2 separate regions of the Homo sapiens genome follow, and region 1 is linked to region 2. The links are chromatin loops, found by intact Hi-C in ENCODE. Cell type or tissue: heart left ventricle. All regions are shown on one strand. Links, peaks and the distances in the headings refer to the core of each region. The heading gives the core; the rest is flanking DNA. Region 1 overlaps GALNT17 (polypeptide N-acetylgalactosaminyltransferase 17). Region 2 overlaps GALNT17 (polypeptide N-acetylgalactosaminyltransferase 17).

Region 1 (16,822 bases), core at 4,723-12,722, 60 kb before region 2:
GGGTTTGCATTCAGGAAGTTTGATGATTTTCACTGCTACGCAAACAGAGAGAATATGATATCCTCTCTCAGGGAACTTAGGAGCTCATAGTCTGAAAGCGGGGATAAGGTTCAGACCCAGGAGATGGCAAGTGGCAGGTGAATTGTGATGTAGGCCAAATACCACAGTCATTCAGAGGAAACAACTTGACAACTTGAAGAGCATAAGATGGAGTCCAGAGGGGATGGTGAGAAGGGAAAAGGCAGGGTCAGTGAGGAAAGTCTGGGCTTAAAGATCTTGATTCATCCCCATGGGAATCCCTCAAAGTCCAGCACAGGGTTTTGTAAGAGACATTCTAAACATTACCAAGAGCACTATTGCCAACTTCCTGCTACCTATAGTGCCTTAGAACTCGCCTGGGAGAATCTGTATTTATGGAGGATTGTCTGAAGAGCCTGTGGTCTTCCCAGTCCTTCCACCTCTTCCCATCTCTAACCAGACCAGAAGAGCAGTCTCTCAGCCTACAAACAGGAGTGACAGAGATCAATCCAGAAAGAGTCAGGTCAACTCATGAGAGCTGTTGTGTCCTGGAAGTGTTAGATCCTAAAGTGACATAAAGAGAAACTTCATGTTGTCATGGGCAAGGTAGGAGTCCAAGACAGTTGATGCATTCAAGATTAAAGCCAGCAGAAGCCGAGAGAGACACCAGTGAGAGTGAAGACAGACACCCAGAGGGCTTGCAGGTCAGGCCACTCATCCTAGAGACAAGAAGATATCTTTGAAGACTCAGGATTCCAGCTGCTTTCATCGAGTAAGTCTTAAAGTCTTCTGTGTCCAGTGTTTGAATTGATGCACTTAACACTTGGAAGAGTATGATTTCATTTTCTATGTGAGGAAAGCCCCAGAAGAATGCCTAGAACATTTGATTGATACAATGGGGCACTCTCATATTGGTAGCCTGCAGAACAGGCCTTCTACCAGCCCAATGGCAGAGCCGCCATGTTGCCCATTCTAGGAGTTCCATTCCCGCAGATTTTGTGCTGGGTCCCTGTTCCCCTGTGAGGTGTGCTCCAAAGCTATGCAGCCTGTGGTCCTGCCCACTGACCTCTTCGGTTGCAGGGCCACCATTCCAAAGTACCAAAAGTTGGAAAGTCTCTCACAGCAAAGGAGTTGGGTAGATTATGGTGTAAGGTTTACTGGTCTCTCCTCTCCAAGGAGGGAAAATCAAGCAGCTGCCAAGATATCCATGCAGGAATGATATTCTCTTTGTTGGTGACAAATGAAAAAAATTGAACCCCAGGGTCCATGATCAAAAGAAAGTTAGTTTACTCTTCTAAGGGAGGAGGGCAAGAGCCCTTTCTTAGTGACACAGTATGTGACCAATCTGGAAGAGAGGCCAAGGGAACCCTTCGATGAAGAATTAAAGGGTGCATCAAATAGGGTTCCATTTCTACCCTAGAATGTTATAATTTTATCACGGTTGTCAAAAACAGAAGAAAAAAATATTTTTATCTGTTGTCCATCCATCCATCTAGCCTAGGATGTTATGATCTTATCACAGTTGTCAAAAATAGAAGAAAGAAAAAATTATTATTTTTATCCATTGTCTGTCCATCCATCCATCCATCCATCCATCCATCCATCCATCTATCCATCAATCCATCAATCCATCCATCCATCCATCCATCCATCCATCCATCTATCCATCAATCCATCCATTCATCCATTCATCCATCCATCCACCCGCCTATTCAGCCATCCTTCCTACAAATATTTCTTTAAGGTTAAGTGTCATACCGGGCACCATGCTAGGCAGGTCAGGTGATACACTGATGAATAAAATCGACATAGATGCTCTTCTTAGAGAGCTTGTGATCCAAGACAGAAGAAAGCTAATGAAGTAGCTATAAGTATTTCATGTATACTGAGAAGAAAAGGAAAAGTTCAGGAGGCCACAGAGCATGATGTAAGGCAAGGGAGAAAAAAAAAAGGCGCTCAGAAGAAAGTGCGTTTATAGCAGAGTTGTTCAGGCTGGATTAATAGCTGAGTGGCTAAAACTCTCTTTACCTAAGGATCCAATTAAAATATGGGAATGCTGTATTTCTTATATCTGCATTTGAATACATGACTTAAGCCTATAATTAACATAGTTTTTAAAAAATGCAACTAAGTGTAATCTCAGACCCATATCCTGTCTCTTGGGCTATCTACTAAATCCCCTATTAGCAACTAAACAAAGTCCATTGTCCCACAGGCAGTAATTTGGTCTTCAGTGTCATCTGAATTTGCAAGCCAATGTGAATTGAGAATCAGAATAAACTTGATATTTATCCAAAGGGAAAAAATGCTTATTGATGCCAGAAAAAAAAATGACAACCAGAATAGCTGAAGAGGTCAGCAGAAACTTGACACTGACAAGGCTTTATGCTTCTGACAATTATTCCTTTTCTGTCAAAAAGGTTTGGTGCATAAAGAAAAGGCAAATATTTAAGGTGACAGATATCCCACGTACACTGACTTGATCTTTGAAAATTACACGAATACATTAAATGATCACATCAACCCCAAAACTATGTATATCCGTTATGCATCAATTAAATAAAGGTTTTGTGCCTTTTTTTGTTAATTCCAATTTATTTAAAAATTACTCTCTGAGTGACAAGAATGGTTTCAAAAACTTTTATTTTTAAAACAGTTTTTGTGACTGTAATTTTTTAATTTATTAGAAACAGGGTCTTGCTCTGTCACCCAGGCTGGAGTGCAGTGGCATGATCATAGCTCATGGTAACCTCAAACTCTTGGGCTCCATTCTACCAGAAGTACAAAGAAAAACTGATATCAAGCCTACTGAAACTATTCCAAAAAATCAAGGAAGAGGGGCTCCTCCCTAACTCATTCTATGAAACCAGCATCAGCCTGATACCAAAATCTGGCAGAGATGCAACAAGAAGGAAAACTTCAAACCTATATCCCTCATGAACACAGACGCAAAAGTCCTCAACAAAATACTAGCAAACTGAATTCAGCAGCACATCAAAATGTGAATACACCATGATCACACAGGCTCTATTGCTGGGATACAAGGCTGGCTCAACTTATATAAATCACTAAGTGTGATTCACCAACAGAACAGAATCAAAAACAAAAACCATACAATCATCTCAATAGACAGAGAAAAGGTTTTCAATAAAATCCAACATCCCTTCATGATAAACACCCTCGAAAGACAAGACATCGAATGAACATACCTCAAAATAATAAGAGCCATCTATGACAAACCACAGCCAACATCATGCTGAATGGGCAAAAGCTCAAATTGTTCCCATTGAGAACTGAAACAAGACAAGGATACCCACTCTCTCCACTCCTATTCAACATAGTACTGGAAGTCCTAGCTGGAGCAATCAGCCAGGAGAAAAAAAGAAAAGGCATCCAACAGGAAAAAAAGATCCAATGATCTCTCTTCACTGACAATAAAACTGTATATCTAGAAAACCCTAAAGACTCTGCCAAAAGGCTCCTTGAGTTGATAAACGACTTAAGTAAAGTTTCAGGATACAAAATCAATGTACAAAAATCAGTAGCATTTCTGTACACCAACAATCTCCAGGCTGAGGGTGAAATCAAGAACACAATCCTACTTAAAATAGCCACAAAGAAAATGAAATACCTTGGAATACAGCTAACCAAGGAGGTGAAAGATCTCTACAAGGAGAACTAGAAAACACTGCTGAAAGAAACCAGAGATGACAGAAATAAATGGAAAAGCATTCTATGCTCATGGATTAGAAGACTCAATATCATAAAAATGGCCATATGGCCAAAAGCAATTTACAGATTCAATGTTATTCCTATTAAACAACCAATGTCATTCTTCACGGAATCAGAATAAACTATTCTAAAATTCATATGGATCCAAAAAGGAGCTCAAATAGCCAGAGCAATCTTGAGCTAAAAGAACAAAACTGGAGGTATCACACTACTGGACTTCAAACTATACTACAAAGCCACAGTAGTCAAACCAGCTTGGTACTATAGGCCAATGAGCAGAACAGAAAACATGGAAATTAAATGCACACCTACAACCATCTGATCTTTAAAAAGGCTGCCAAAAAGAAGCAATGAGCAAATAACTTGCTACTCAATAAATGGTGCCAGGACAACTGGCTAGCCATATGCAGAAGATTGAAGCTGGAACCTTATCTTTGACCATATACAAAAATTAACTCAAGATGGATCAAAGATTTAAATATAAGACCTCAAACAATAAAAATCATGGAAGACAACCTAGGAAATACTCTTCTCAGCATCAGCCTTGGCAAAGAATGTTTGGCTAAGTCCCCAAAAGCAACTGTAACAAAAACAAAAATAGACAAGTAGGACCTAATTAAACTAAAGAGCTTCTGCAAAGCAAAAGAAACTATCAACAGAGCAAACAGACAACCTATAGAACGGGAGAAGATATTTGCAAATTATATATCCAGCAAAGGCCTAAAATCCAGAATCTATAGGGAACTTAAGTCAACAAGCAAAAAGCAAATAGCCCCATTAAAAAATGGGCAAGGGACATGACCAGACACTTCTCAAAAGAAGACATATAAGTGAGCCAACAAACATGAAAAAATGGTGAGCATAACTAATGATCAGAGAAATGCAAATCAAAACCACAGTGAGATACCATCTCATACCAGTCAGAATGGCTATTACTAAAAAGGCAAGAAACAACAGATGCTGGCATGGCACGGGAGAAAAGGGAATGCTTACACACTGTTGGAAGGAATGTAAATTAGTTCAGCTGCTGTGGAGAGCAGCTTCAAGATTTCTCAAAGAACTTAAAACAGAGCTGCCATTCGAGCCAGCCATCCCATTACTGGGTATCTATCCAAAAGAAAAGAAATCATTCTACCAAAAAGACACCTGCACTCGTATGTTCATCACAGCACTATTCACAATAGCAAAGACATGGTCAACCCAAGAGCCCATTAATGGTAGAATAAAGGAAATGTGTTACATATACACCACAGAACACTAGGCAGCCATAAAACAAATGAAATTATGTCCTTTGCAGCAACATGAATTGAGCTGGAGGCCATTATCCTAAGTGAATTAATGCAGAAACAGACAATCAAATCCTGCATGTTCTCACTTATAAATGGGAACTAAACACTCAGCCCACATGGAGATAAACACAGGAACAACAGATATTGTGGACTACTAGAGGGTTTGCAGGGGGTGGGTTAAAAAAACGATCTATCGGCTGGGCGCAGTGGCTCATACCTCTAATCCCAGCACTTTAGGAGGTCAAGGTGGGTGGATCGCCTGAGGTCAGGAGTTTGGGACCAGTCTGGCTAATATGGTGAAATCCTGTCTCTACTAAAAATACAAAAAAAAATTAGCCAGACATGGTGGCAAGTACCTGTAGTCCCACCTATTCGGGAGGCTGAGGCAGGGGAAGTGCTTGAACCAGGGAGGTGGAGGTTGCAGTGAGCCGAGATCGCGCCACAGCACTCCAGCCTGGGTGACAGAGCGAGATTCCATCTCAAAACAAACAAACAAACAAACAAACAAACAAACAAACAAACAAAAGCAGCCAGTTGCTCATGCCTGTAAACCCGGCACTTTGGGAGGCCAAGGTAGGTGGATCACGAGGTCAAGAGATCGAGACCATCCTGGCCAACATGGTGAAACCCTGTCTCTACTAAAAATACAAAAATTAGCTGGGAGTGGTGGTGGGCACCTGTAGTCCCAGCTACTCGGGAGGCTGAGGCAGGAGAATTGCTTGAACCTAGGAAGTGGAAGTTGCAGTGAGCTGAGATTGTGCCACTGCACTCCAGCCTGGTGACAGAGACTCCGTCTCAAAAAAAAAAAAAACAAAAAAACCAACCCCCCCCGCCCCTGCAAAAAAAAAACCAAAAATACTATCTATCAAGTACTATGCTTACTACCTGGGTGATGGAATCCATACTCCAACCTCAGTATCATGCAATATTCCCATGTAACAAATCTGCACATGTACCCCCATATCTAAAATAAAAGTTGAAATGCAAATGAATAAGTAAATAAATAATATTGTATAAATAATATTTACTATATAATTAAGTATATAACTGATACATAATCACATATATAATAAAATTATATGTGGCATAATTAATATATTTATATATTCATATAGTTAATAGTATTTAATGTGTAATTAATATATTTATATATTAATATAGAACTAATATATTCATATATAAATTAGTTAATTATTAACCATATGATATAATAATTATTTATTCTTAATATGATTCTTATAAGAATTATATATTCTTAATTATATAATGTATACTTTTATAATATAATATGCAATACATAATTATAATATATAATATGATTATATAATTAACTAATGTATACACTAATATATTAGTTACATATTAACACATAATATATAACATATAAATATAATATATAATGTAAACAAATTGTAATTATATATTATATACATCAATCACAATATATTATATATTATAATGTATTATATTACATGTTATGATTATAATTATACATTATATATTTATATTACATATAAATATAAAATATATAAACTGTACATCCAATAAAGGCCTAATATCCAGAATATCAGATTATATAGTTATATGTAATTATTATATATTTATATTACATATAATGTATTAACATATCAAATATTTATATATTAGTTATTAGTTATATATTAGTATATAATTAATGATATTTACTAAATAAATAATAAAAATAATAATAAAAAAATATTTCCAGGAGAGAAGCACACAGCTGGAAAGGAAGAAGACTGGCCAGTTCATATGGTAAAAAAGAGCCAACAAAAGGTGAGGTTGAGGAGCGAGTGAGGACAAGAGAAGCAATCAAGTCTCTGAGAGGACGGGGGGGAAAGAATCTGGAATTTACTTGTCTTCAAGTTCAGCTTCAGACACTACTGTGAATCGCCCACCCTAGGGTACTCGAACAGACTAGATTCTAGTAAGAGCCCCAGTCTTGACCACCTGCCAGGCGCATTCTGATCTTCACCACTGACAAAGCCCCACTCTCTGATGATCTAAGAGTGCCCTCCCATCCCACCCAACTGGGAGCTCGTCTATAGGCACATTGGTTCAATCTTACAGACACTCAGTCTCGCCCAACTAAGAACCACATTCAAAACTGGGATCGAGGTTTCTGAATCCAAATTCTGGGCTTTTCCTGCTGCCTTGTGCTACACCTGCCCTGGACAGAGGTGGGCAAGACGACACCTCCTCCCCTGCTATCCTCAGGGGAAAGCTCCTTCCTTTCCTCCTGTCAAGCCGAGTGGAGGCTAAGCCTCTTCTCATGGTCTCATTCATTCAGAGTTCCTTGGAGAGAAAAGAGGTTGATGCAGAGTAAAAAGTAAGAAAGCACTTTGAGGCCGGGCGCGGTGGCTCACGCCTGTAATCCCAGCACTTTGGGAGGCCGAGGTGGGTGGATTATTTGAGGCCAGGAGTTGGAGACCAGCCTGGCCAAAATGGTAAAATCCTGTCTCTACTAAAAATACAAAAAATTAGCAGGGCGTGTTGGCATGTGCCTGTAGTCCCAACTACTTGGGAGGGTGAGGCAGGAGAATCCTTTGAGCCCAGGAGGCAGAGGTTGCAGTGAGCTAAGATTGTGCCACTACATTCCAGTCTGGGTGACAGAGTAAGACTCTGTCTCAAAAAAAAAAAAAAAAAAAAAAAAAAGTGCTTTGCTCCTAAAGTGCAGATAGAAAAAGGGCACCAAGGTGCTTTAATTTACTGCACAGGCTGGAAAAGCCACATCTGGGGCCCATGATCTCAGTATCAGTGACTCGGAGGTCTCGCTGGCAGATGGAGGGCCAGGGACATAAGTGACTCAGCCTGGGACAAGGGGAGCACAGCAGGCTAGCAGAGTGGAAGCCAGTCTGGATAAAGTCCCAATTGAGCCACTGCAGCTAAAATTAAATATGACAAATGGCCTGTTCAGTTACATTAGGCACTGGCAATGGGGCCTCTGCAGGCTATGTGCTGAAGCGCTGGCCTTGTCATCTCCCCAGCAGCCTCCCAGTCAGGGCTATATTCCTTCCACCAAAAGCTGCCACAGTGGTGCTGGAAGATTCTTGCCAATCACGCTGGTCTTGAAACAAGCCACCTTGGCAACAAACAGTAATCCGTGTCCTTCTTGAGGAGCACTAGAAATGTGAGGCTGGACATCATGGGCTGAGTATCCCTTATTCGAAGTGCTTGAGACCAGAAGTGGTTTTTTTTGCTTATTTCCCTCCCTTCCTCCCTCCCTCCCTCCCTCCCTCCCTTCCCTCCCTGTTTCTTTGTTTTTCTGTTTCTTTCTCTCTCCTCTTTGTTTCTTTCATTCTCTCTCTTTCTCTATTACTTTTTTCTCTTTCTCTGTTTCTCTTTCTCTGTTTCTTTCTCTTTCTGTTTCTTTCGCTCTCTCCACTTCTTTTTCTTTCTGTTTCTTTTTTTCCTTTCTCTTTCTTCCCTCCCTCCCTTCCTTCCATCCTTCCTTCCTTTCTTCCTCTCTGTCTCTTTGTCCTACCCTCCCTTCCTTTCTTTTTTTGAGAAAAGGTCTCACTCTGTCACCAGGCTGGAGTGCAACAGTGTGATCACTGCTCGTTGCAGCTTTGAACTCCTGGGCTCAAGCAATCTTCCATCTCAGCCTCTTGAGTGGCTGGAACCACAGGCATGCACCAATATGCTTGGCTAATTTTTTGTAGAGATGAGATCTTGCTATGTTACCTAGGCTGATCTGCAACTCCTCAGAAGCATTTCAGATTTTGGATCTTTTCAAATTTGGGGATATTTGCACTGTATTTAACAGGCTGAGCATCCATAATTTGGAAATCTGAAATCCAAAATGTTCCAAAGAGCATTTCTTTGAGTCATATCTGTGCTCAAAAAGTTTCAGATTTTGGAGCATTTTGGATTTCAGATTTTTTGGATTAGAGATACCCAACCTGCTCCCTATGACTTCTTGGCTCTCTCCAGAAGGAAAATTTGGGTTGATCCAACTTAATGTGATCACAAAAGTTTGGGGGATTAGGGCTTTTGTTTTGTTTTGAAATACTAACTTTGTTGGTGACAAGTCTAAACAGTTTTATCATAAAATCCTGCACTATGAGGACTAAAATAAAAAGTAATAGGTCTTGTAGTGAGTGATCCAGATCTGAAACAAATCAGAGTTCTTGACTCTCCATGTTATGAGTTTTTTGTGTGTTTGTTTTAAAGAGACAGGGTCTCACTCTGTCACCCAGGCTGCAATGTAGTGACTCGATCATATCTCACTGCAGCCTTGAAATCCTGGGCTCAAGTGATCCTTTTGCCTCAGCTGGGACTACAGGTGTGCATCACCATGTCCAGCTAACTAAAAAAAAAAAAAAAAAAAATCATAGAGATGGGGTCTCGCTATGTTTCCCAAGCTGGTCTCGAACTCCTGGGCTCAAGTAATCCTCTTGCCTCAGCCTCCCAAAGTGCTGGGATTGAGATTTTATACCTGATTTTTCTGAAATTATGTGTTCTGGAGCCAACAAAGACAGAGGGAGGTTGCTAAAAATACCCAGACATAAGCCTCTGACCAGCAGAGGAGACAGAATGCAATGAACTGGAAAGTCCCTCCAAGCTCTCTATGCTCATTGGTCCTCCCAAAAAGCAGAGGCTACTCATGGAAAGAAGGATTTGGCTGAAACGTCTGCAGAGTGACACTGCTTCCCAGGGCTGCTTAATGCTGACCTTTTGACATTCTCGCCTTTGATTTCCTTAATGTGATTGCTCTGTTTCTTTGCTGTCTGACAAACGGTCAATTCCTGTTTGTCTTCTAATAAATGGGCTGATTAATGCTGGGGGAAAAAGAGACCAACAGAAAATCCTCATTGCCATCTACAAATAACTTCAAAGTAAATCATCTACCTTTTGCTTTCTTCTTTGAACTTTTAAATTTTTATCACATACGAATGTACCATCATTAGCTCTCCCTGGCAGCATCTATCCCTTGATGGAGTAACCGCCTCTCAAAAAAGATCATGCTTTTCTGAACATGCTGTATTTTTGGCTGCAGCCCTGAACTGCTGGGAATGCAATTGCTTTTTAATTGGAACCAACAACCAGTGTTGGCTTGGATTCAGAACTAGCCTCCCCGCATCAGAAACGTCTACTGGAGTCTGGTGATAGGCGAGAGGGGGGCCGTTAACCACCTTCAGGCTGTGAATCCCCAGGGGGAAGCTCTGTTTGTACCTGGTATCTTGGCTGGCTCAGAAAACAGAATTTCCATTTTCTGACCAGATAAAGAAATACTTGTCATTGATGGGGACTGGCAAACCGAAAACCGAATGGTTCATGCAGGGAATTTTCACCCTGCCCAGTTTATGTCTGCATGTGTGAGAATAAACTAGGAGCTTGGATGAAAGGGAACAAAATAATCACAAAGGAAATTTCTAGTGTTTTCCATCAACATGACAGACCAAAATGTCCTTTCCTTTCCAAAGGGAAACAATTGCAGGAATCGGTTCCCTTGTCTTTTGTTACTGAGGGAATAATCAGCATTCTGTAAAGAAACCCATCGCTTCAGGTTCTCATCCTATCAAGCAATTATTTATAATTTACAGCCTATTAATACAACAGCACATCTCATCTACGCTGTGTGCCAAAAAGCTCACACTTAATCAGAATATTAGCACCATGGCTTGCTGAACACAACCTCTTCTTTACGCATTCCTTTAACTAATTTCGACCCAATGCACGAAGAGCGTGGAGCTGGATGCTGGTGGTCCACGTTGCAATGCAGGCAGAGTAATTATGCACAATATAAAATGACAAATATTTAGTGTCTAAAGGTCTATTTCCATATGCCCAATTCTTCAGATGGGGTATGTGGTTGTGCTAGAGTTAGCCACAGTGCAATGTGGGATGAAAATCCAAAGGCATAGAATCCAAATGCAAACAAAAAATCCAAAGCATTCGGGTCAATGTCCTGTTTCTCCTACTCACACTAACTCAAGTGTGACCTCAAATTCCTTTGCTCTCATAGTCTAAGTTTGAAAAAATCTTCTGCACTGGGGGAACATTCCATTTGAATTTAATGTACATTGTCAATACAAACTGAGCAGGGTTTCCAAGAACAAAAAGAACAAAGACATCTATTTTGGCCTGAATGATGCCGATTGCTTCAACCAAGAGATGGCACCAACTTGCACCCAAATTGTGGCTGGGTGGTAAGTGTGTGGATCATCCAAGCTCATCTCCTGTGCTTCTCATTGGAGATTTTCCTCTCCAGATAAGGCGGCCCCTAAGCTGTACCACACACTCCCAATACTCACTTTCTCTCTCTGCTTGAGGTCATTTTCTTCCATCCATCCCTTTACTGACACAATGCTTTCCATTTTGCAACATCAGGGCATCCGAGGTTATTCTACACCATGGTCTTCCGCTTTGTCCAAATTCCTTTAGCATTTTCATGGCACTAGATAATACATAATTTCTCCATTTTCCTAGGAGTTTAATGTGTGCATGCCACCATGCAAGTGCGTGTTTTTTTTGGATGTATGACTGCTCTAGACCGTGACAAGAGTTCTTTGTCATCAAGGAAACATTTATCTTGGATTTGTGTGCTCCAGACCTTCTGCAGGGGCACAGTGAGGAAGAGGAGGAGCAGAGAGATTCCTAAAGGAAGTGGGTCAGGGCACAGAAGCGTATAAGCTATTGGGAAGAAGACAAAGCAACTGATATTTGTTTCTCTGTGATATCACAGGGTCAAATCAAATATAAGCAGAGGAAGAGTCCCAGGATGGAGGGAATGATGACTGGTAACTAAAAGTCAGCTAACACTGGGCTGGATCTTAAAATCCAGTGAGTTGGATGGGGTCCACGTGGAATGGGCCTTGAGTGCCCACCCCAGAGGACAGATTTCAATCAGACAGTAGAGGGATATAACCAATGTTTCTCATGAGGGAACAACAGGACTCTATCTGCCTTAGCAAGAAGAGACAGCTGGAAGATCCCATGGTGGGGAGGAATAATGGTCTCGGGGAAAGAAGGCACTGGAGTAGAGAGTAGGTTTTGCTGCGAGATAATCTGAAGGAGCCCAGGGGAAACCTGTGGATGAATGGGATGTGAAGCATAAAGAAGACAGTGGAGACAAAAGATCAGACAGAAGCTCAGAGGTTATGTGGCCAGTGGACTTTTTTTTTTTTTTTTTGAAATGGAGTCTCGCTCTGTCACCGCTCAGGCTGGAGTGCAGTGGCGTGATCTCGGCTCACTGCAACCTCCGCCTTCCAAATTCAAGGGATTCTCCTGCCTCAGCCTCCTGAGTACCTGGGATTACAGGTACATGCCACCATGCCTGGCTTATTTTTATATTTTTAGTAGAGAAGGGGTTTCACCATGTTGGCCATGCTGGTCTTGAACTCCTGACCTCAGGTGATCCGCTCACCTCAGCCTCCCAAAGTGCAGGCATGAGCCACCGCATCATGCCTTTTTGATGGAGATTGAATATTCCTGATTTCTCCAGAATCTCATGTAATAATAATGACCACATTAAAAGCTGTGTATTTCCCTTTGGACATTATTTTGGCAACATTCCTTGGATTCTGATAAATATTGTTGTCACTGGCAATAATTTTTTAGCAGCCTGTTAGGATATTTTTGGTTTTCTCCTTTGCCCCAGAATGCTGTATTTAGGGAAAATTTTTTATTTTCTTTTAGTGAGAGACAGGGTCTCACTCTGTCACCCAGGCTGGAGTGCAGTAGTATGATCCTAGCTCATTGCAGCCTTGGGTTCAAGTGATCCTGCCACCTCAGCCTCCTGAGTAGCTAGTCCTGAGACTACAGATGTGCACAACCATGCCCAGTTATTTTTTAAAGAGATAGAGTCTTGCTACGTTGCCCAGGTTGGTCTCAAACTCCTGACCTCAAGCGGTCCTCCTACCTTGACTTACCAAAGTTCTGGGATTACAGGTGTGAGTCACCACACCTAGTCATTTAGGACCATTTTAATGGCTAGGATATCTTTCCATCAGGGGTCTTTTTATTTAATTCTATATTATCAATTTTTGATTTTATTATATTGTGATCGGAGAATAAGGTCTGTAAATTTTCTACTTTTTAAGGTCTATGAAAATTTTGCAGCTTAGTAGATCAATTTTTGTGACTGATTCATGGACACAGTTAAAAAGACATTACATTCTCTTTTTGGGAGGTATTAAAGTTCTAAAAAATGTCTATTAATTATATGTGTTCATTCACTCATCATATAATTGATGAATAAATATTTATCGATTGAGCCTAATTATACTTTTCACATCAGCTATATAAATTCTTTCTCTTAAGAATGAATAAAACCTACTAATAGCACAATTAGATAGTTATTAATAATAACTTAGTAATAATTAAGTTATTATTGACTATATGGTGACACCATATACTCATATTATGTACATAGTATATAGTCACACTATATACATATAGTATACATTAAAATAACTTGAAGAATGTAATTGGATTGTCTGTAATTCAAAGGATAAATGCTCAAGGGGGTGGATATCCTATTCTCCATAATGTGATTTTTATGCATTGCATGCCCGTATCAAAGCATCTCATGTACCCCATAAATATATACACCTACTATGTACCCATAAACAAATTTTAAATAATAAAAATGAAAAAAATTATTTCTCTCTTTCTCTCTCTCTGTTTTCTCAGTTTGCTGTGAGTTAAGAATGGTGGAACAACAATGTCTACTTTCTTGTTGCAACTCCCATTCGCCTGATGCATTGAACTTGCTTTCTTTCTTCACCTCCACAGTGGCTGGTTCTTTGGCCTCTTCTTCAAGCCTTCACGGCTTACAAAAAGGAACGTTGGTGACCTCAGTCCTCATCTTTCAGGTCTATGGTACCCGACTCCCTCTCAAATGCTCACTCATTCTGAATCCATAATCCACACAGACAAGTCCAGACAAAAGATTCAGAATAAACGAACCAATGCCGGGGAAATAGATAAAAGGCACATCCTTTGGTATAGACATCAAGGCTGTGATGTGGATCCTGAGTGAGAAGACTTAGACAGGCAGAGCATGCTAGAATGGCTTTGATCAGGAAGAGTAAAAGATGGCTGGGTGCAATGGCTCACACCTGGAATCCCAGTACTTTGGGAGGCTGTAATGGGAGGATCACTTGAGCCCAGGAGTTTGAGATGAGTCTGGGCAACAAAACAGGACCCCATCGCTACCAAAAAAAAAAAAAATTAGCTGGGAGTGGTGGTAAGCACCTATAGTCCCCAGCTACTTGGGAGGCTGAGGTGGGAGGAACACTTGAGCCTAGGAGCTCATGGCTGCAGTGAGCTATGATTGCACCAGTGCACTCCAGCCTAGGTGACAGAGCAAGACCCCATTTCTAATAATAATAATTATTAATAATAAAGGATTCCCAGTTCATCTCCAGTTGCTGGTTTTTCGGTCTCTTCTTCAAGCCCTCACTACTCACAAAGGGTCTTCTATGACCCCAGTCCTCCACTTTCAGCTCTCCACTGGTACCTGACTACTCCTCAAATGCTGGGATAAAAAATGAGATGGTGTTTGCTATGAACCTGGCCAGACAGTGGAGGAAACCAAGCACAATTCAGGTCTCCCTTTGCTGTTACAATAGCAGAGCTCAAAATTATATGATGGTACTTGAGAATTTCATTATGTTGATACTACTTGTATTTGTGTAACACTTTTCATTTTATTTTGGTTTTTACTAAGGTTATTGTGATCCTGACATTTACTGCTCACTGACTGTCCACGTGACACCTCCATCCCAACCCAAGTCCTGTCCCTTCCCCCTCCCCCAACCCCTGGTAGATGGATGGAGCCAGCAACTGCATGAGTGGCAAGTGGGAAACAGTATCCATCACTCCAGGATCAAAGCATTTCAGAACAAAACTGGCCCATGAGTCTCCATTCTTTCTTTCCTGCTGCAGTGACCTGAAAGCCAGATTCAGGGGGTGAAACTCTCAGATGACTATATGATTTATGTACTCACATGCACGTTTCTGAGAGTAAAAAGAGGTATTAGTGATCATTATGTCAGCTCAACAGGAATAATTCAGAACTTTCCTGGGGAAAACAGAATATGGGCTCCCTATGTCATGTAAGTGGGATGCAGATTGGATCCCTGAGTCACCACCTGGAAGGAAACTGCTCTAGAGAGTCATTCAACTCTCACTGGATTTTACAGGTATGAGACATAAGTTTTGTGTGTGAGGCAACTGAAAGTTCAGGACTAAGTTGTTACTGTAGCATAGCTTATCCTATCTTAACTTAGTTCAGTGTGCATCCCAAGGAAGTTAACCATCAAGAAGGAAGAAGGAAGTCTGGTTCACATTTGGTTTACTCTATTGAGAAAGTACCAAGAGAAAAGTGAAAATCAAGGGATAGATTGTTTTCCTCTTTTAATCTGTGGGGTTTTTTTTCTCCTTTTCTTTGGGAAATTATGTTTTTCATAGATTATATCTTTATGTCTTACAACCCTGGCAGGTCATCTTTTCTCATTTTCCTTCAGCAGTATTTCTTGAGTTTATCTCTTTATATCTTTCAGTGTTAATTTGCTCTTCAGTGGAAATTAACAACAAACAAATAGTACGTGTCATGTTTTCTAACAGTTTTATTCCACTTGCTTATTACCTGCCACCCTGTTTATGATTAATAGGTATAAAGCCCTCCTCTATCTTATTGAGAATTTGTAAAAATTGTCTTCCAACTTTTCTATGTGTTTCAAGTAAGAAATAATTAGATCCACCTTTAAACTCTTACGACTTTATTGTTTTGTGTTACAAAATGTTCTCACAGGCTTTAGATTTTTTAAGTTTATTCATATTCTTTCATCATCAATTTACTGAAGTCAAGAATTCAAACAAAATTCTTTAGTGAACTGATGATGAACTCCTTTAGTTTCTCAGGCAGTATTAGAAGTATTTTTAGTGGGCTTCTCACCATATCGCTATCTTGGGTATCAATTTGTATTTTCCTTTTTTTCTCTTAGGTAGGGTCTCACTCTGTCACCTAGGCTGGAGTGCAGCGATATGACCATGGCTCACTGCAGCCTTGAACTCCTGGCCTCAAGCAATCCTCCCACCCCAGCCTCCCAAAGTGCTGGGATTACAGGTGTGAGCCAACACTCCTGGTATCAATTAGTATTTTAACAAGGCATCTATCCAAGAAGGTGATCTTGTGGGGATGGGCCATTTGTTTCTGACCACCAAATTACTGTGTAGCTTTACTTTCCACCCCCACTACCCTTGTCTTTCAGATTTACTGTACACTGCATTCATACCGCATATGGCTTCTTGAATATATCAGTGTATCTCATCCAGTTGTAGAGAACTGTGATCCAGAATTATGAGCAGAAAAAATCAAGATGGGATTCCCACATGTGTATGTGAATACCTGCCAGCACATATGTGGGCAGGAACAAGACTTGATGATGGCTAATGCTGACAGAAGTAAACCCAACGAAACCAAGGACCTCCTAAGAAATATTCACTCATCACAGGCCTGTTTATATACTAGGAGAACAGAGGATGATGAAGGTGGGTATCTGGCCCACGAAGAGATAAGACAGTCTAATCAGACTACTGGGTACCACGTGCAAGAACCTTGACATATGTGAAGATGGAAGTGTGCTGTTGCTGCCACAAGAGAAGAGCAGATGCTATTACAGGTCAGTAAAAACAGGAACTCACTCAGATGGAAGATGATAGGAGAAAGGACAGTTTCACAAAAAGGTGTCACTCCAAGAGTTATAGAGCCTCCTTTACACTCCTTGTGTGAAGCGCTGTTCATCTAAGCATGC
Region 2 (16,822 bases), core at 4,671-12,670:
CTGTTACAGAAATATATGCAACACACACAACAGTTCCAACTGAATGACAGAAAAGGAATAGACAGTGAGAAGAGGGTGGCAGCCCGATATTTGCACCAAGACATATACAGCTTTCTTGAGCTCATTGTGTTTTCTTTTCATAGGTGAAAAAGGACTCATCTTCATTCTAGATGCTTCCCCTCCTCTAAAGCCTTCAGTGGCTCACTATTCCCTTCTGAATTAAGTACAAGTTCTTCCTTGGCATCTCTGCCTCTCTTAATTCCTTTCCAGCCATCAACCCTATAGATCCTTTCGCCTGGCTACTCTATACCAGGGGTCCTCAACCCCCAGGCCATGGACCAGCACCAGTTGATGGCCTGTTAGGAACCAAGTTGCCCATCAGGAGGTGAGTGGCAGGCAAGTGAGTAAAGCTTCATCTGTACTGACAGATGAGGTTTCCCATCACTCGCATTACCGCCTGAGCTCTGCCTCCTGTCAGAGCAGCAGCGGCATTAGATTCTCATAGGTGTGCACACCCTGTTGTGAACTGTGCATTCAAGGGATCTAGGCTGAGAGCTGCTTATGAGAATCTAATGCCTGATGATCTGTCACCGTCTCCCATCACCCCCAGATGGGACCCTCTAGTTGCAGGAACAAGCTCAGGGCTCCCACTGATTCTACATGATGGTGAGTTGTAGAACTATTTCATTATATATTACAATGTAATAATAATGATTTCTGGTTGAAGGCTTGTGTCCCTGTGTTGTACATCAATGAGTGAGGCTGTAGGTATGGGAAGAGCAGGCTCCAGTGGTGGAGAGAAAAGAAGGAGCTAGAAACCAGAGACTGTGAACCAGATGCAGTGGTGCACACCTGTAATCCTTGCACTTGGGAGGCCAAGGCTAGAGGATTGCTTGAGTCCAGGAGTTTGAGAACAGACCGGGCAGCATAGTGAGACTATGTATTTCTACCAAAAATAATTTTTTAAAAAAATAACCAGGCATGGTGGTGCGCACCTGTATTCCCAGTTACTTGGGAGGCTGAGGCTGGAGAATCACTTGAGCCTGGGAGTTGGACACTGTAGTGTGCTATGATCGCACCACTGCACTCCAGCCTGGGTGACAGAGCGAGACCCCATCTCAAAAAAAAAAAGACAAAAAACAAAACAAAATCTGCTGATCCATAGCCTGTAAATCAGGGGAGTGTCTATCTCCAGAATGTACCAGAAGGCAGCCCCTTTGGACCAGTGTCTTCCACCCACCCCTCATTCCCCTGTTTGGTGACATTCTCCCGCTTGGATGCCTGCTTGTCACCATGTGGCTCGCTGTCTCAGTCACCTGTTGGGCACAAGTCCTGGTGGTGTCATGTCTTACCCTTGCTTTTCCCTGACACCTGTCATCTCTTGACATTCTCTTAGACCCCAGCCACCCGTTGGTCTCTGTTCTCTGGCAGCCATATCTCCAAATTCTATCATGATGATGGTTCCTGACCCAGGGATCAGGGGCTGACTCTATTTTCTATTTCCTGATTCCCACTGGCCTGCTGGGACTTGCTGCTTTTCTCTGACCTCAGACTCAAACAGGCTGCCGTTTTCTTTGGTCTTAGTTCTGCTTCAGCTGTTTGCTAAGCACTTTCTCATTCCAAGGTCCCACGTGCAAAACACTCATCCTCACCCCTGGAGTTGTCCTGGTATGAATGTCTGCAAATCCAACCCTCAAGGTATAATCAGTACTGAGTGTTTTCGTAGTACCGCCAACTTCTTTGGCAATCAGTAGGTTGGTTAATGCAAATTCACTCATTTCAGGCTGGGTGCAGTGGCTCATGCCTGTAATCCCAGCACTTTGGGAGGCCGAGGTGGGCGGATCACCTGAGGTCAGAGTTCAAGACCAGCTCGGGCAACATGGCAAAACCCTGTGTCTGCTAAAAATACAAAAATTAGCCAGGCATGGTGGTGCGTGCCTGTGGTCCCAGCTACTCGGGAGGCTGAGTCAGGCGAATCGCTTGAACCCGGGAGGTGGAGGTTGCAGTGAGCCAAGATCATGCCACTGCACTCCAGCCTGGCCGACAGAGCGAGACTCTGTCTCAAAAAACAAAAACAAAAACAAATTCACTCATTTCAGTGCATTTTGTTACATCAGCAACGGTGAATTCTTTTACACCATCTCCTAATACAGTAGAATAAATGTCCAATGCAGATGTTGCCCTTCTTTGGTTGTATCACACATCCAATCTATACCCACTGGCACAGGCACCAGTATTGTAAGCAAACAGGCAGGGTCTCCAGGGATTATAGGAATGTGCTCAATTTGAGCAATCAGCCTGTTTTACAGGCTCCTGCCCTGAAGCCTGTTTCTTCCTAAACCCTATATGGTCACCTAGTTGGTTAACACCGCCTCCTGACAGACCTCCCCCAGCGATTTATAGATGAACTCAAGTGAACTTTCTCATGACGGTGCTAAAGAGAGCTACAGCTCCGTTACCATCACATGCAACCTGGGTGCTGGCACGAAGGCATGATGGCTCCCTGTGCCTGCGCCACTAGGACCCCTCCTCTGCATGTGATGACACACCCTCTCCCCTCTCCATCATTCCATAAAACCCTCCTGTCACTTTCCCACGGGAGACACTGCTTTGGAGGATACTCCCATGCTCTCCTTCCTTGTGACAAGTGATCAATTCCCTATTGATCAAAGCCTGTGTTCTCATGGGGAGTTGCTTGTTACTCCCCAAGCAAATGGATCCTGTTTTGCGGGGATAACGGTAAGCCACGGTGGCCAAAAGACCAGGCAGGGAAGGAGGAGGAGAATGAGATAGGAGCACATCACTGAGACCAACAGCACCCTTTACTGGGCATCTCAATGCATCTGCTGCTACCTTAGGACAATTTGTGATTCTTTCTTTTTTTTTTTTTTTTTTTTTTTGAGATGGAGTCTCACTCTGTCCCCTGGGCTGGACCGCAGTGGCATGATCTTGGCTCACTGCAACCTCCGCCTCCCGGATTCAAGCGATTCTCCTGCCTCAGCCTCCCGAGTAGCTGGGATTACAGGCACCTACCACTACACCCAGCTAATTTTTTGTATTTTTGTAGAGATGAGGTTTCACCATCTTGGCTAGGCTGGTCTCGAACTCCTGACCTCGCGATTTGCCCGCTGCAGCCTCTCAAAGTGCTGGGATTTACAGGCGTGAGCTACCGCGCCTGGCTGATTTTTTTTTTTTTGTTTTTAATGTTGAAAATGTGTTTCTTTTTAATACATAAGACAGAAAAAAGAACCTGCACTCCAAGCTGGAGTGCAGTAGTGCAATCTCGGCTCACTGCAGCCTCGATCTCCCGGCTCAAGCAATCCTCCCACTTCAGCTTCTCAAATAGCTGGGACTATAGGCACACACCACCATGCCCTGCGAATTGTTTCCTTTTGGTAGAAACAAGGTCCCACTCTGTTGCCCAGGCTGGTCTCCGACTCCTGGCCTCAAGCGATCCTTACACCATGGCCTCTCAGAATGGTGGGATTAAAGCTGTGAGCCACTGCGCCTGGTTGATTCATAATTATTTTGAATCCTCAAAGCAGCTCCATTTGGTAGATATTATTAGCCCCATTTTCCAACTGAGGCTCAGAGGTTCAGTAACCTGACCAAGGGGAAGCATATGCAAATAAGTGCAGAACTAAGGGCAACCCAGGGGGCCTCTGATCTCTCGCCCCTCCCAGGTACCCAACTGCCTCCCAGACCAGATCATCTCACACTGGCAGCAGCTAAGAGCTCTTGCACTGGGTGAAATAAGTGATCCCACTTTGAAGATTTCTGGGAACTTGCAGCTGCTAAACACTAAAAATATAATTTTGAGGAAGGAGTTGGCTGGCTTGAATAGAATTCTCAACTGGCACATTACGGTAATTTAATGCCCAGAGTTCCAATTGCCTCTGCTATACATATAAATACCAAAAGGACAAGTCGGCTGCCTTTTAAAACAATCAAACACTGCATCCAGCTCACAAATAATCTCACAAGAAAATAGGACCCAAAGGCCAGTGCTTTGCCTTTAAGTGGAAGTAGCACTTTCACCTTTGTTGCTGAAAAGATAATTCATGCTGAAACAACAACTTCCTTCAGATTGGAAAGGGAACTGTCAAGGAATTAAGAGCATTTCCTTTTGTAGGATAAAGGAAGCCTCATCTCTGTGGGGTGTGAATTTTCACAGATGCAGAAAAAAACGCCAGTGGTGACTGAAGTTGCCAGTCTCAAAACTCATTTCCTTGGCTGACTGATTTCTGTCTGGGCTTGTTTTATTAAAACAAAGATCCACATCGAAACTCCCTAGTAAGATATTCCCTATAAGCAATTTTCTCGGGATAATACTTTTACTTTTTGGTAATCATATTTCCTTGAAGCTTTGAGAAACTGATTTGCAAATAAGCCTTGGAAGAGTGTTTTTGTAAATGCACTATGCTTCTTAAGAAGTGGTGACACATTAAGCTGTTGTCAGCCATCGACACTTTATATATACTGTGTATATATATTTTAAAGTGTCTGGTTAGCTATCTTGTGAGATGAGACATGGTTGAGTGAACATTTGGGGAAAAGAAAAAGAGAAAGGTCTAGAACAGGCATCATCAGCAAACTACACTGCCTGTTTTTGTCTGGCCAGAGAATTAAGGATTTTTTTTAACAGATGAACACTTATAACTGATTTGATGATGATGATGGGAACACTAACTTTGAACCTAAACAAAGCAACATGTCACCTGTACACACGAAAATTCAAATGTTCTCATTAGTAGACCCAGATTACCAAAAAAAAAACCTAGACTCATTAATGTTACATTTTGGATTTTGTCAATAAAATATTTGTAGAAATCAGGTTTTGCACTTTGTTTATAAGTACCCACATAATATCCTTGATTTTGCCTGGATTTACTATCCAGCCAATCAGAGAAAAATTTCACCAACCTCTGTGCTAGAAGATGAAGCCGTGGAGGAGAGTACAGTCTCTGGACTGGGAGAGACTGGCAGAAAGGTGATTGTGTTTTTGTTTTGTTTTGTTTTTGAGACAGAGTCTCGCTCTGTGGCCCAGGCTGGAGTGCAGTGGCGTGATCTCAGCTCACTGCAATCTCTGCCTCCTGGGTTCAAACCATTCTCCTGCCTCAGCCTCCTGAGTGGCTGACATTACAGGCACCCACCACGATGCTCGGCTAATTTTTGTTATTTTTAGTAGAGATGGGGTTTCACCATGTTAGCCAGGATGGTCTCGATCTCCTGACCTCAAGTGATCCGCCTGCTTTGGCCTCCCAAAGTGCTGGGATTACAGATGTGAGCCACTGCGCCCGGGTATTTAAGAGTTTCATTCTGTCACCCAGGCTGGAGTGCAGTGGCGCGATCTCGGTTCACTGCAACTTTCATTTCCCGGGTTCAAGCGATTCTCCTGCCTCAGCCTCCCGAGTATCTGGGATTACAGGCACACGCCACCGGGCCTGGCTAATTTTATTTTTTATTAGAGACAGGGTTTCATCATGTTGGCCAGGCTGGTCTCGAACTCCTGACCTCAGGTGATCCACCTACCTCAGCCTCTCAAATTGCTAGATCACAGGCATGAGCCACTGCACCCAGCTAGGAAGGTAACTTTGAAAGAATGAATGGGGACTCATGTGAAGAGAAAGTCTTGAAAGATGGATCAGCCTCCTCTTCATCTGTAAAAGGAGGGCAATAATCCCTCTTCAACTTCCAGGGCTGATGCAAGAACAACTTTGATAAAAGCTTTAGGATGTACATTCGAGAATGGCATCAGGCTAGCAACACTGACAGGGTTCCAAAAAGAAAGAAAGAGTATTGAGATTTTTGCATGGTGGAGAAGTTTTCTGAGAATGTTTTAGGACATCCTATATCAATGCAGGCACTATGGGATAAAACAAAATGAAAAGAAAGTAATTAATACCAGATGTGGTGGTTCACGCCTGTAATCCTAGAGCTTTGGGAGGCTGAGGTAGAAGGACTGCTTCAGGCCAGGAATTTGAGACCAGTGAGGCAACATAGAGAGACCCTATCTCTCCCCAAAAAAAAAAAAAAAAAATTAGCTGGGTTTGGTGGTGTGCACCTGTAATCCCAGCTACTCTGGAGGCTGAGGAGGGAGGATTGCTTGAGCCCAGGAGTCTACAGCCTGGGCCACAGAGAAAGAACCGGTCACTTTAAAAAGGTTAAAAATAAAAATAATTAATTGGGAATTAGAGGACAAAGAGCAAAATAAGATTATGTCAAGGGGGCCAGGCGCAGTGGCTTATGCCTGTAATCCCAGCACTTTGGGAGGCCAAGGTGGGTGGATCACCTGAGATCAGGAGTTCAAGACCAGCCTGGCCAACATGGTGAAACCCTGTCTCTAAACAAAACAAAACAAAACAAAATAGCTGGGTGTGGTGGCTCGAGCTTGTAGTCCCAGATACTCGGGAGGCTGAGGTAGGAGAATCACTTGAGCCCAGGAGGCAGAGGCTGCAGTGAGCCGAGAGCAGAGCGCCACTGCACTCTACCCTGGGTGATGAAGTAAGACTCTGTCTCAAAAAATAAAAAAATAAAAAAGATGATGCCGAGGGTGAGTTTAGCAGACAAAATGCAGGCTCTGACATATTACATATTTAATAACAGTGGGCCACAAACTCAGCTCCAAGCTCTTTCATCCCCACTGTAGACAGAACCGTTGGCTGGATCTGCAGTGTCTAAAAGATTTTTAATAAGAGAAAGATAGTTACTTGATCACTAAGACCCAAGAGAAATTTCTCTACTGAGTGACTTGGTCTCCTTAACCAAGTCTCCTTAACACCACTTCAGCAAATACAATAAGCTCCACAAATCTGATTTTTAAAACACTTCTCAGCATTGGCCTATGATGTTTACCCAAGGACAGTCAGGTGACAGCAATTGTTCTCGGAACCAAATGAGATTCAGGTAAGAAGACAGCTTTCTGATGGCCTTGCGTATTTAAGGGCTACAGTAGCAGCAAAATAGTTGTAAGAAAGTAGTCAAATAAAAGAGTATAATAATTTATTTTGAAACTTATGAATGGGCTTTTTCTATGCTGGACTTGCCATCTCATCCAGAGGCAGTCATTAGCCTTGATCTAGGGGAAGACTGTCAGAGCTGAGATAGAAAGAAAAGCAAAGGAGATGTTAATTTTCTGTTGTGACTATAAAATAGATTCCTGACGTTAACTGCTGAAGCAATAGTCCCTAAGCCCGGATTTCAAGCGCACGAGCCGTGCATCAGAGACAGAAAGCATTTGCTAAATTCCAAAAGCCTCCCTTTAGATATTAAGGACAGCAGACCGGTGAAGCCAGAGGATGGCGGTTGTGACAAAGCCGTGGGGCTCACTGCTGGCTCACCTTAGGATCAACGAGGGAATCTTGAAAACTTGCCTGTGTTGAGGTGCACTCCCAGACACTGGTTTGATGATGGGTCTACATCCATATTTGATTCTAAAGCACAACCAGGGTTGAGAATCACTGACATATGGGATAGTTCCAATGCCAAAAAAGGCTGATATAATTTGGATGTTTCTCCCTTCCAAATCTCATGTTGAAATGTGATCACCAGTGTTATAGGTGGGGCCTGATGGGACCTGTTTGGGTCATGAGGGCAGACCCCTCATGAATGGTTTGGCGTTCTCCCCATGGTAATGAGTTCAGTAAGACAAAGCTGCTGGGCTCACTGCTGGCTCACTTTAGGATCACCTGGGGAATCTTGAAAAATGACCTCTGTTCAGGCACACTCCCAGACACTGGTTTGATTGGTCGACATCCATATTTGATTCTAAAGCACAATCAGGGTTGAGAAGTACTGACATATGGGAAAGTTCCAGTGCCCCAAAAGACTGATATAATTTGGATGTCAGTCCCTTCCAAATCTCATGATGAAATGTGATCACCAGAGTTGTGGGTGGGGCCTGATGGGACCTGTTTGGGTCATGAGGGCAGACCCCTCATGAATGGTTTGGTGCCTTCCCTGTGGTAATGAGTTCAGCAAGATCTGGTTGTTAACGAAGACTCTAGGACCTCCCTTGTCTCTCTTGCTCCCTCTCTCACCACGTAATGCTGGCTCCCCCTTCCCCTTCCACTATGACTGAAGATGTCTGAAGCCTTCACCAGAAGCCAAGCAGATGTTGGCACCATGCTTCTTGTACAACCTGCAGAACCGTAAGCCAAATAACCCTCTTTTCTTTATAAATTATCCAGCCTCAGATATTCTTTTAGAGCAATGCAAAACAGACACACACAGAAGCTAATTCTCCCTGGGCTGGGGAATAAGTCTGGAGACAGAAGAGACAGACATAAGAGAAGGTCTCTCCTGGGGGAGTTTCAGCCTCACCCTACTGCTCACGTTGGAATTCAGGGAGTGGGTACAGAAATCTGCAAATGGGTTTGAGGATGGGAAGGCAAAGAGATGGATGTTTTGCTTCCTGCCTAGCACTCTGGCGGGAGGCAATTGTCTTGCAGCGTGCTATGGGCAGTGGGGCAGGAATGGTGGAGTGATGTTTAGGCAGAGAGAGGACCTAAAATAATGCTCTAAATGCCCACAGCCAGCTCCTGGCCTGTAGGAAATCCTGAAGTTCCTGAGTACCCCAGGCGAAGGGGAGGTGTATTAGTCAGTTCTCACACTGCTAATACAGATATACCCCAAGACTGGGTAAGTTATAAAGGAAAGAGGTTTAATGGACTCACAGTCCACATGGCTTGGGAGGCCTCACCATCATGGCGAAAGGCAAAGGAGGAACAAAGTCACGTCTTACATGGTGGCAGGCAACAGAGAGTGTGCAGGGAAACTGCCCTTCATAAACCCATCAGATCTCACGAGATTTATCCACTATCATGAGAACAGCATGGGAAAAACCCGTCCCCAGGATTCAACTACCTCCCACTGGGTCCCTCCCACGACACACAGGAGGTACAATTCAAGATGAGATTTGGGTGGGGACAGAACCAAACCATATCAGGAAGCAAAGAACTAGACAGGTTGGTTCACAAAGGGAGTCAGGGGACAGGAGGGTACCCACTGGGTGGATATCTTGCCTGAAGTTCAGAAGCAGGGCCAAGGGCATCGGCTATGAATACAGAAGGGACAAAACTCAAGATTGGGAGGTGTCAACAGAAGCCAGAAAGGTCCCAGAAGACAGGCGCAGCCCAGACACCTCTCTCGTTGCCCCAAGGCAGCACCAGCTCCCCTTGCTTCCAGGCACTATTTAAGAGGAAAGCTGGGAGAGGGAGAACTTTCAAGGGGGAAGAGCGACCCTTAACAAATAACAGCCTGTCAAAATCTTGATTTAATGGAGCAATTGTCCTGAAAGAGATGGAGTTTTCAATGGGAAGAAACTGAGTTACCTTGAAACAAAAAGATTAGTTTTCTTTTCCATCATCAGTGAACACGAGGGCTGGAGAGCAAGTTGAATTCTTATTTGGAAAAATAAAGTCACCCTTTCTTACATCTGACTTGCAACTAAAATTTAAATTGTGTTACAGGTTTTAAATTACTGTAGAAGAATGAACAGAACTTTGAGACACCAACAGATACTTAGGAGAAGGGAAGAAAAAGAACAAGGATTCAATATGAAAAACAACTTTTCTGGAAAGTAATTTGGCAGTCTGTCTCGTAAGTCTTAAAAATAAACATGTCTTAGACCTAGAAATTCTACTCTTAGGAATTTATCATAAAGGATAATAATGACTTCTGCCTCTGAGACTGTCAGATGATGTAATTTGGACCAACTCTATAGCCTAAAAAAACTAAAAAAGCTGGAAAATTTTTTTTTTTTTAAAGAGACAAGGTCTTGCTCTGTCCCCCAGGCTGGAGGGAGGTGGTGCGAACATAGCCTACTGTAGTCTCAACCTCCTGGGCTCAAGCAATCCTCCCACCTCAGCCCCCAAAGTAGCCGGGACTACAGGCACATACCACTACACTCAGATAATTTTTGCATTTTTTTTTAAGAGAGAAAGTCTTGCTATGTTGCCCAGGGTGGTCTCAGACTTCTGAGCTCAGGCAATCCGCCCACCTTGGCCTCCCAAAGTGCTAGGATTACAGGCATGAGCCACCACACCAGCCTGGATAAAATTTTTTGATCTTAATAAAACCACTGTAGATGAACAAAATGAAAATTATTAGGTTGAACTCTGGCCGAGACTAGAAAAGGGAGACAGATGCCCAGCAACTGGGTTTCCTTCTACCTTGAGGTGTGTTCCAGTCCATAAAGCGGGACTGAGAGGCTGGGTTGCACTTCTAGCCACCTCAAAAGGCCAGAAAGCCGAGAGTTGGGTTTCAGTGCCCACTAATAATGGGCAACCTGGTAAACCACCCTTCATTTTTGGCTAAAATACAAAAAGTCTGCCCTTAAGAGTAACCTGGTGGGCCGGGCACAGTGGCTCACTCCTGTAATCCCAGCACTTTGGGAGGCCGAGGCGGACGGATCACCTAAGGTCAGGAGTTTGAGACCAGCCTGGACAACATGGTGAAACCCTGTCTCTACTAAACATACAAGAAATTAACCGGGTGTGGTGGCACGGGCCTGTAGTCCTAGCTACGAGGGGGGCTGAGACAGGAGAATTACTTGACCCTGGGAGGCAGAGACTGTAATGAGCCGAGATTACACCACTGCACTCCAGCCTGGGCAACAGAGTGAGACTCCATCTCAAAAAAAAAAAAAAGAGTCACAGCCAGGCACGGTACCTACTGTATAAGGTTCTTAGGAGAACTAAAAGTATCAGAATTTGTAAAGTGCCTTCCTAGCATATAACAAGTGCTATATGCCAGGCACAGCAGCTCACGCCTGTAATCCTAGCACTGTGGGAGGCCAAGGTGGGTGGATTGTTTGAGGCCAGGAGTTCAAGACCAGCCTGGCCAACATGGCCAAACCCCGTCTCTACTAAAAATACAAAAATTAGACAAGTGTGGTGGCATGCTCCTGTAGTCCCAGCTATGCAAGAGGCTGAGGCATGAGAATTGCTTGAACCCAGGAGGTGGAGGTTGCAGTGGCCCAAGATCACACCACTGTACTCCAGCCTGGGTGACAAACCAACACCCTGACTCAAAATAAATAAATAAATAAATAAATAAATAAATAAATAAATAAATAAATAAAAAGAGCAACCTGAAAGTCAACCTGGCCTCTCTCCCAAACTGCAAGCTCACTTCATTTCCTCTGGGAAGCCCAGAAAATCTCACACCTTGCATTTCCATTAAGGGAATCAGAGGCTGTGAGCACTCCTGTGCTCTTGGCAGAAGTAAACAAAAATTCTCACTAGAGGCAGGTAACACCGTCCTCGGTTACAAATTAACTTGACAAATAACTCTTGCTTTCCCGCTCTCTCTCTCTCTCTTTTTTTTTTTTTTTTGAGACAGGGTCTCACTCTGTCCCCTAGGCTGGAGTGCAGTGGTGTGATCATAGCTCAATGTACCGTCAACCTCCCAGGCTCCAGTGCATTAGCCTTCCAAGTAGCTAGGACTACAGGTCTGTGCCATGCACCTGGCTAATTTCTTTTTGTATTTTTTTTAAGAGACAGTATTTCACTATGTTGCCCAGGCTATACATAACTTTTTCAAACACAGTAGCTAACATCTCTAACACCTAATCAAAGACAATCAAAAGCATTAGGAATCAAGAGGCCAAAAGTTAGACTTGCATGAAAATAACAGACAACAAAAGAGAGGCACAGGACTTCCAGATACTGGAACTATCAGACTTATTGGAAAACATCTATGTTTACTGTGCTTAAGAAAATTAAAAAGCAAGCTTAAAATTTTTGGCAGGAAACTGGAAATCACAAAAAGTAGCACAACATATTTGAAAAAGGAAAAAGAGAAAAATCTAAAATCAAAAAGTTCAAAAATTAAGAACTCAGTGGATCATTTATCAGCAGATTAGACACAGCTGAAGAGAGCATTAATGAACTAGAGGCTAAGACAGAAGAAACTATGAAGAATGAAGCACAGAGGGAGAAAAAGATGAAGAATAAATAAAAGAGGGTAGGCAACATAAATAATACAATGATAAGATCTGACACCAGTTTGTGAAATCCCAGAGGACAGTAAACAGGGCAGAAGAAATATTAGAAGATATAATAGATAAGAATGTCCCATAATTGAGGAAGGAAATGAACACATATATTCAAAGCTCAACAAATCTCAAGCAGAACAAATAAAAAGAAATCTATCCTTAGATACATCATAATGGGAAATTTAAAAACAAAGGCAAAATCTTGTAAAAAGCCAGAAGAGGAAATAAAAAAAATCAGAGATTTAAAAAAAGTTTTTGTACAAAACTTTAAATCAAAATATTATCGATCATAATGAAAAAATTAAAATCTTCTAAATTTATATCAATTGGGATATAATTAAGTATATTTTGGCACAGTCCATGATAAAATGAATGCAGCTATTAAAACATCATATAAAGAATACTGAATGAAGGCTGGGCATGGTGGCTCACGTCTGTAATCCCACCAGCACTTTGGGAGGCCGAGGTGGGTGGATCACTTAAGTTCAGGTGTTCAAGACTAGCCTGGCCAATATGGCAAAATCCTGTCTCTATTAAATACAAAAAAATTAGCTGGGCATAGTGGCACAGGCCTGTAGTCCCAGCTACTCAAGAGGCTGAGGCAGGAGAATTGCTTGAACCCGGGAGGCAGAGGTTGCAGTGATCCAAAATCACGCCACTGCACTCCAGCCTGGGGGACAGAGCGAGACTCCATCTCAAAAGAACAAAAAAAACACACACAAAAAAACAAAAAACAACTGAATGATATAATAAAAAGCTCATGTAATAATGCTAGTTATAAAGTCAAAACACAATCATAGCTATGTATGACCCAATATTTATTTATATACAGGTCAATAAAAGGTAATATGCTAAACCAGTTACCTATCATTATTTCTAGGTTGTAAGGTTGTGGGATACTTTTATTTTCTTCTTTAAATTTTTTCCCATGCCTTTACAATGAACCTGTTGACTTTTATAATCAGAAAAGAAGTGGTTTTGCTTAGTTTCATTTAAAAACATAACACTAGCACTCACTGTTCTCAATTTTAAATTGGGGCAGGACTCATCTGAGCTAGTAGTTATTTTGTACATAGTACATTCTAATTATTCTGTCTTTAAAGTATGTTGAGCTCTGTGCATTGAAAGACAAGCAGGAGACGGTTTTAGGTTGAAACATGGTTATTACTTGAGCAGGGTCAGAATATAGCTGAGAAAGCCACACGCTTTCTCTGGATGCTTTTACGGAGAGAATCTACTTTCTCTCAGAACCTCCTTTCCCTCGGATCCTCCTCTTCTGCATTCCCAGAAGACCCATGAAACAGAACAAGATTCTTTTTCCTCCAAAATTCTTCCAGGGGCTTGGTATGACCCCATTCCCTCCTGGGCCTGGCATATACTAAGCTGTGATAACAGAAAAGAACTTTTTCTAACACAACTCAAGGAGAAAAAAACAATTACTCTTTCGGTATAATGAAACTTACATGAAGTCTTAATGTATATTGTAATATATTTATTCATCTACCTATTTATCTATTTATGAGAAAGAGTCTCGCTCTGTTGCCCAGGCTGGAATGCAATGGCATGATCGTAGCTCACTGCAGCATCAAACTCCTTAGGCTCAAGCAATCCTCAATCCTCCGGCCTCAGCCTCCTAAGTAGCTGGGACTACAGGCATGCACCACCATGCCAGGCTAACTCATGTACTTTTTGTAGAGACAGAGTCTTACTATGTAGCCTAAGCTGGTCTCAAACTCCTAGGCTCAAGCAAGCTTCCCACCTTAGGCCTCCCAAAGTGCTAGGAATACAGGAATGAGCCACCGTGCCCAGCCAAGATCTTTTCTAATGGTCTTGTAGATGCCTTCTTTTATCACCTCTTCAAGCCATATAGGTCTAAAAGCCTATGGAATTCCATTCCAGAAACAAGTCAACAAAGGAACATATATCCAGAAAGACTGGCGACTCTGCTCGAGTAATAGAAAGGCCAGCTGAAACGTGGACTCTATCATCCCTTCCCTCCTGAAGATCACAGCACACTGAGGGATATACACAGAGGCCACCACAGTACCAGGTCCAGTAGCTGGCAAGGGGCATTCCTATCCATAACCCCCAGAGGCTCAGAAGCAAAGCTGTTTCTCCCACACACCCCACTCCCTGGCTTCCTGGCTCAGTGACGTAAACCACAAGTGCAGTCAGTTATTTCACTGGAGGCTGATTCATTGATAATGACATGGAGATGTAACACAAAGAATTAAACAAGACTCTATGGAAACAGGATTTTGGCTGCCTTTTTCCTTAATGAAAGCATTCCTTTCTGGAGGTGTCCGCTCTGAGGAAGAAGAGACAGGACACTGTATTAGTCCATTTTCACACTCCTATGAAGAAATACCTGAGACTGAATAATTTATAAAGACAAAGAGGTTTAATGGACTCACAGTTCCACATGGCTGGGGAGGCCTCACGATCGTGGCAGAAGGTGAAGGAGGAGCAAAGACATGTCTTACATGGTGGCAGGCAAGAGAGTGTATGCAGGGGAACTGCCCTTTATAAGACCATCAGATCTCATGAGACTTATTCACTATCAAGAGAACAGCATGGGAGAAACCTACCACCATGATTCAATTACCTTCTACCAGATTGTCAATGTTGAACTCTAAGGCCAGCCAGTTTCCTCCCTCCTCCCAACAAAAGAAAAGATGGTGTGGCCCATGGCCACAAGGCCAAACCCCTGTAACCCATGGGCAAGAAAGCATAAAAAAAGATTGCTGTCCTTGTCATTTGGGGGCACAGTGTGACAGGAATGCATCTCAACCACTCAAGAAAACAAAGAGATGAACAAAGCACCCAGTTTCTATTAACTTTTTTTTTTTTTTTTGAGACAGACTCCTGCTCTGTTGCCCAGGCTGGAGTGGAATGGTGCGATTTTGGCTCATTGCAACCTCTACCTTCCTGATTCAAGTGATTTTCCTGCCTCAGCCTCCCAAGTAGCTGGGATTACAGGTGCACGCCACTACACCAGCTAATTTTTAAAAAAAAAAATTTTTTATTTTTGGTAAAGACAGGGTTTCACCATGTTGGTCAGGCTGGTTTTGAACTCCTGACTTCAAGCAATCCACCCGCCTTGCCCTCCCAGAGTGCTAGGATTACAGGCAAGAGCCACCGCACCCAACTCCTCTATGAACTTTTAACTCTCTCACATGGCTCTCAACTAAATCGATTCACACAATATTAGTGCTATAAGTGTCCTTAAAAAAATCACTGTGTACAACTCATTTCTTTATCTGAAAAATAAGGAAAACAATTAGCTTCAATCCCTATTACATATGGCTAATAACCTATTGTTTAGGAAAGACTAGACAATGGGTAATAAAAGCCATTTATGAGATAGCTTTTATTGTGCTTCCTCTATCATTAGAAAACTGCTTTCATTATCAATGAAAATAGTGACAGTCTCTCCTCTCTCAGTGCGGGTTTCACTCCTGCTGCAGGCTGAAACCAGAGGCCGGGCTTAAGTTTGAAACAGAATTTAAGGCTGGGTGCGGTGCCTCACACCTGTAATCCTAGCACTTTGAGAGGGAAAGGCAGGCAGATCACCTGAGCTCAGGGAGTTCCAGACCCGCCTGGCCAACATGGTGAAACCCTATTTCTACTAAAAATTAGCTGGGCCGGGCGCAGTGGCTCACACCTATAATCTCAGCACTTTGGGAGGCCAAGGCAGGCAGATCACTGAGGTCAGGAGTTTGAGATCAGCCTGGTGAAACCCCGTCTCAATTAAAATACAAAAATTAGCCAGGTGTGGTGACAGGGGCCTGTAATCCCAGGTACTCGGGAGGCTGAGGCAGGAGAACTGCTTGAACTCGGGAGGGAGAGGTTGCAGTGAGCCAAGATCGCGCCACTGCACTCCAGCCTGGGTGACACAATGAAACTCCTTCTCAAAAATAATAATAATAATAATAATAAGACTGGGTGTGGTGTTGCATGCCTGTAATTCCAGCTACTCAGGAGGCTGAGGCACGAGAATCACTTGAAACCAGGAGGCAGAGGTTGCAGTGAGCCAGGATCACACCACTGCACTCCAGCCTGGGCGACAGAGTGAGACTCTGTCTCAAGAAAAAAAAGAAAAAAGAAAACCAAAGAAACAGAATTTAAGAAATAAAAAACCAAGATAAAGATAAAACCCTTAGTTCTTCTATTGTTTCAAGGCAGGAAAGTGGGTAAGTGGACCCATAAAAGAGTTTCTGAGAGGAGGCTAATGGCCTAACCATGGTGCCCTTGCCCAGTGGTACCATGACTTCCAGGGTCTGAGATTTCTCATCTCTGAAATGGGAAGACCAAGAACAGCTACCATTTATGGACCATTCCCTTTACCGCAGGTCCAAGGCCATGAACTTCATATATATGTAGGATCCCATTTCATTCTCACAGCAATGCTTTTAGGTGAGTAAGAGTATCTGCTTTTGAGAGTTGGAAACACTGAAGTTCAGAAAGGTTGAGTACCTTGTTCTAACACAGCTATGAAAATGCAAACCTGAATCCCTTTGACGTTCAGATGGTGATCACACAGGCTGCTTGCATTCAGAAAATCTACTCTAATCATAAATCACAAGGAAACCTGTCTGTCTCTTCTTGAGCGCTGGGCATAAAAGAAAGTTGTCAGCTGGGCGCAGTGGCTTGGGCCTATAATCTCAGCATTTTGGGAGGCCAAGGTGGAAGGATCACTTGAACCCAGGAGTTTGAGACCAGCCTGGGCAATATGACAAAACCCCATCTCTACTAAAAATTATAAAAATTAGCCAGGAGTGGTGGTGCACACCTGTAGTCCCAGCTACTCAGGAGGCTGAGATG

The links. Hi-C counts contacts between places; a loop is a spot of excess contacts. Peaks named below come from ENCODE experiments on the same cell type or tissue, not always from the same donor. Only the 100,000 strongest peaks of a DNase experiment are listed, where the experiment ranks them.
Region 1: it touches region 2 in a loop (3-fold over the local background); 3 of 110 quality-filtered maps call a loop at or near these places.

Annotation. Positions count from the first base shown.
Region 1 is chr7:71,606,359-71,623,180 of GRCh38, reverse strand. All of the region lies in intron 6 of GALNT17 (polypeptide N-acetylgalactosaminyltransferase 17), which reads right to left. Among named protein-coding and RNA genes, the nearest start is that of MIR3914-1, 310 kb to the right of the region's middle. In heart left ventricle, for the core only: a CTCF peak has its summit at 8,003; a DNase peak (open chromatin) is centred at 7,850; H3K27ac peaks cover 3,706 bases.
Region 2 is chr7:71,546,272-71,563,093 of GRCh38, reverse strand. All of the region lies in intron 5 of GALNT17 (polypeptide N-acetylgalactosaminyltransferase 17), which reads right to left. Among named protein-coding and RNA genes, the nearest start is that of MIR3914-1, 250 kb to the right of the region's middle. In heart left ventricle, for the core only: no CTCF peak of the experiment used is centred there; no DNase peak of the experiment used is centred there.